Linked DNA regions of Homo sapiens: region 2 is linked to region 1. A link is a loop called in an ENCODE intact Hi-C map of the cell type or tissue named here. Cell type or tissue: heart right ventricle. All regions are shown on one strand.

Region 1 (2,500 bases):
GCTATGTTGCCCAGGCTGGTCTTTAACTCCTGGGCTCAAGCGATCTGCCCACCTTGGCTTCCCAAAGTGTTGGGATTACAGGTGTGAGCACCCAGTCAGAAAAATAAAACATCTTTACTACGATATTATACTATAACAACAGACTAATATTTATGGTAAATTTTAAATCTACTTAAATATTTAGGAAAACCATCAAGATCTCCAAAATATGAAAAGACGATTCCCTCAAGAAGAAGTTTGAACAGGACATGAACACATGGAACATACCGAGTTGAACTGATGACCCTCAGGTCTCCCACCTGCTGCAACTTCTGGGACCCATGGGGAAGAATCGGGGGAGTGAGGGTGCGTGGCATGGATTGGCCCTGCTAACACTCCTGCTTGAGTGGGCCAGATGCCACAATGCCAGGGAGGGGGATGCAGAAGCTTCCATGGGACTGGGGTCACCTGCTTTCATCACCTCCAGTCCCCACAAAAGGTATCCTGGCCATTTAGTTCGACGGTGACCATATAGGACCAACAAGACCAACACCATGGCTTCTAGCCCTTGGGGTCCAGTTGGCGTCATGCTAGATCAAGGCTACTCCACATGCTGAAGAACCAGACATTATGGAGGGACTGGTCTAATCCATCCCTAACACCTGGAAAACAGACCCTAGCAGATCCCAGTTTGAAATTGGGCTACCACTGGTGTCTGCTTGACCCAAGAAGGGAGGGAGGAGATACTTGACTGGTTCTAGCCACCCATGCCATTGATCTCTGGAAGGCGAACTCCAGAGTCACTTGTGCTTACAGGGACTCTGAGAGGTGTCATGTCCCATCCATGACTGCAGTTTGATCTATCAGGGTTGCTTGCTTCTTTTTTTTTTTTTTTTTTTTTTTTTGAGAAAGGGTCTCACTTTTTGGGAGGCCATCCTCCTGTCTCAGCCTCCCAAAATGCTGGGATTACCGGCGTTAGCCACTGTGCCTGGCCTAATTTCTTTCCTAGAATTAATTCTGGGCAGGCCTCCCAGAAGCAGGGGTATGCTCTTTGTGACACCCAGGACCCAGGACCTACCTTCAGTTGGAAAAATTCGATTTAATAGACCACTAGCTACTATTAGGTGCTACACATTCTTTCTGCTCCCTTGAGTTCCAAAATCTTCCTACTAAAAGCTCTCTTCCTTTCACCCAAATGGTTTGTTTTAAAATGTACACATACACACAGGGACTGGCAAAGGAAATTAATCAAATGAAAAAGATAGACACAGACAGAGAAAAAAAAAGAATGATACACTTTGTTCTAGGTTCTGATTCTAAATCTGGCAGGAGGTGTGAAGGGCTGGCAGCTTGGTGGTAGTGGTGGCAGTGGCGCAGCGGGCTCCCTCCTGCCTTGGGGCATCAGGCCAGCAGCTGCTGTACTCTTAGGAGCCAGAGGGAGAGATGCTCTACCCGTCAGGACAGGAGCCAGTGCATGCTTTGAACTTCAAACCACAGCCAGACCTCGTGGTTAATGTGGATGATCACCCCAAATCCTCACCCCAGGCCTTTCGCGCTGCAATTCCGTGTCATCACGCCCACTCCGGCATCTGCAACCGGCTGGCTCCTCTAACTGAACTTGTCTCAAACCAAAGTTGTCATTTTTGCCAAACGTCTCTCCTCACTCCAACTTGTTTTTTGTTTTTGTTTTGAGACAGGGTCCCACTCTGTCACTCAGGTTGGAGTGCAGTAGCACGATCGTGGCTCACTGCAGCCTCAACTTCCTGGGCTCAGGCAATCCTCCTGCCTCAGTCTCTCATGTAGCTGGAACCACAGGAGTGTGCTACCATGCCTGGCTGATTTTTTAATTTTTTGTAGAGATGAGGTCTCACTTTGTTGGCGAGGCTGGTCTTGAACTACTGGGTTCAAGTGATCCTCCCGCCTTAGCCTCCCAAAGTGTTGGGATTACAAGCGTGAGTCACCACACCTGGCCCCACTCCAACTTCTTTCCCTCCTAGGTTCAGAATCTCAAAGTTAGATATGTGGTTCCCCTCACCTACGGTCTATTAAGATCTTCCAATTCTTCCATCACCATGTCCCTCTTCCCGTCCATCCTCACTGTCACCTTCTTGCCTCTGTTCAGTGCTGCAGCTCCTGCCTAGCTTCCCTCATCCCCGTAGCCCATTCACTCCTTATCCCCTAAGACACTGGAGCTTTCCCAAGCCTGGCTTGGATCACATAACAACCCTGCTAAAAAACTTTCTAAGGCTTCCCCTGCCTACAACGAAGTCCTGGTTCAAGCTAATTTTTCAGCTTTATCTCCTTCTCCTACCCAACACATTCCCTCTGGCCCACTCACACCAATTTCTTAAAGTTGCACAAACTTCATGGCACAATCATTCTCACCCCAGGACTATAGCACTCAACTATCCTCCAACATGGGGCAAAGAGGGAGAAGGAAGCACATAACAGCACCCACCACGAATGCTAAGAGGAGAACCATTTCCTTGCTGAAGGTCAAATGTCCATCTCCAGGTTCAAA
Region 2 (2,500 bases), 55 kb after region 1:
ATATGCACAAAGGAAATCACGCCCAAAGAATAAACTGTAAAATAAGCAATATTTGATTAAATAACAGGTTAGAAGTGGTGAGATTATACACAAAAACCTAGCTGGGAAGGAGATTGAGAGTATCAAAAAATGACTAAGTTACACAAACAAACAAATGAAAACAAACACCTAAAAAAGGACAAATTAAAGTTCACGATACACTACAATCTAGTAACATTCTCATGCAAAGCAGGAGTGTTCTCAAGTCAGAGTAATAAATACTTAATAAATAAAAATCCTGGGTAGTTCAAACCAACAATCAAGCTCATCTATATATAATCATTTTCAAATTTAAAAGATATTTAAAATTTAAAATATATTCAAAAGGTCTTTTTCTCCAGTAACGTAATTTATACCACTTGAAATGAAAGCAGTCCCAAAGATTAAAATCATCTGACCACATGTTACTCATCCTCCACATGTATTCAAATTCAAATAATTCCAGTTATTCATAAATTAGTCTAAAGTAAAACATAAACCTATCCAGATCTGAGTGAGCTCATAATTACCAAGAGAAAGATTACATGTGAGATAGATGTATGTTTAACACTACTCTCACACATCAAAGTTAATATACGTTCAATTAAATTGGAAATAAAAATTTTTAATTCATTCTTTCTATACTTAAAATATATCGTGTTAGTAAATAAGTTCAGGAAAAAAGACAATTTTTTTCTCATAAAAGGAAAAACACTTGCAGAAATTAACCTCTTGAAACTGCCTAAATTCATTATCAGGTTATATAGCACTTTCCTTTTTAGCATGAAGGACTAACATCACTGAAAATATAACCAAAGTTAAAAAATGTTTTTCTTAGAGAAATAATATTTAGAAAGATGCTTAAAGGCAGGTTCCATATATTCTTCATTTTCAAATTTTGCCCCAGTTCACAGCAGGTTCCTATTTAAAGCAGGTACTTAAATTAAGTACTCTGAATGAATAAATCACATCAAGGTGGGGTTAGGGGACAGTGGGGTAATAAGAGAATGTGGTCTCAAACATGTATCATATCTGGTAGTAATTTCTATTTCAGTGACCAAAATTTTTACAAGCACACTAAAACAATGTGCTGATTTGAGACCAATACTTGTCTACTAATTTAATTCTTTGTAGACATTCAATGAAACTTTTTACTTAAATAAAAATGACAGCTGGGTGCGGTGGCTCACAGCTGTAATCCCAGCACTTTGGGAGGCTGAGGCTGGCAGACCACCTGAAGTCAGGAGTTCGAGACCAGTTTGAGACATGGCGAAACTAAAAATACAAAAATTAGCCGGGCAAAGTGGCACATGCCTGTGGTCCCAGCTACTCCGGAGGCTGAGGCACGAGAATCACTTGAACCTGGGAGGTGGAGGTTGCAGTGAGCCGAGATCATGCCACTGCACTCCCGCCTGGGTGGCAGGGTGAGACTCCATCTCAAAAAAAAAAAAAAAAAAAAAAAAAAAAAAGACAAGCCTTTTAGAACTGCTCTTTCACAATTCTAAATCAAACACTAAGCATGGTAGTTCTGATATCTAAAAACAAAGACTTAGGACCTAGTGTTAGGTGAGAACCCTCCCTATGAATAAAATACAGTGAAAAAATTTTAAATGACTTTTACTTAGTCAATCAATCTTTTTTGTGCCTAACATTAGGATATGTCTAACACAGGAAACCAATAGTGACCAACCAGTAACAGCTGCCAAAACCTGAGAAGTAACAGGGAAAGGTGGTTCCATTCTCATCCCACCACCCAATAACTTTTTCAAATTTTTCATGGGAAAGGAGTAAAGTGGTGGTGGTGGTGATGGGACCAGAGACATTTTCATTCTATGTGTCCTTTTCCTTGGCCTCTATTTTCATGACTAGGCCATACCTTAAGACTGAGGTTGCAAGCTGGTGGACTATAAACATGCTTTGTTCTGATTAGTACTTAAAAATTTGTTAATTAATTGCTAATCTCTAACAATCTGGAAATTTCACACCAAAGCCTTGATTTCCAGTCTCTTGTAAAACCAGAAAACCTGGCAACACCAGACCTGTACAACAACAAACGGCCAGAGCTGAGTGGTGGCTGCCTCTTTTAGACAGTGCCTGTCACAGTCCCCACCTCTCCTTGTTTCTTATACTTGGCCACCTTCATTCTTTTACAGTATCCATCCGGGACCTGTGGGCACTGAGTTTTTGGCCCCCACCTACCTATCTTACTTACCTTTCATAAACTAGAAGAAACTCCAATACGCAGCCCCTAAAATTCCACTGTACTTCTCTTAAATAAATGATTGAAATACTAACGGGGATAAGGAAGGAGTGTTTGAAAAGTATACTGGTTCCTCTACTTGTCGTTTTCATTCTTTCCATTCTTGATTACCAGATGTCAGGATGTGTGCTGACATCACCATTAAATTACTACCAGTTTATAAATAGATATGACCGAAACGTACTGATTTCTCTTTGAGGGCCATTGTATAATTTACTATGC

Evidence for each region. Peaks named below come from ENCODE experiments on the same cell type or tissue, not always from the same donor. Only the 100,000 strongest peaks of a DNase experiment are listed, where the experiment ranks them.
Region 2: a loop joins it to region 1, with 4 times the contacts of the local background. A loop is called at or near these places in 3 of 110 quality-filtered maps.

Annotation. Positions count from the first base shown.
Region 1 is chr17:32,268,517-32,271,016 of GRCh38, reverse strand. All of the region lies in intron 2 of RHBDL3 (rhomboid like 3), which reads right to left. Among named protein-coding and RNA genes, the nearest start is that of RHBDL3, 3.9 kb to the right of the region's middle. In heart right ventricle, no CTCF peak of the experiment used is centred here; a DNase peak (open chromatin) is centred at 1,377; H3K27me3 peaks cover 1,585 bases.
Region 2 is chr17:32,213,882-32,216,381 of GRCh38, reverse strand. The region is part of intron 19 of RHOT1 (ras homolog family member T1); the gene reads right to left. Among named protein-coding and RNA genes, the nearest start is that of RHBDL3, 51 kb to the left of the region's middle. In heart right ventricle, no CTCF peak of the experiment used is centred here; no DNase peak of the experiment used is centred here.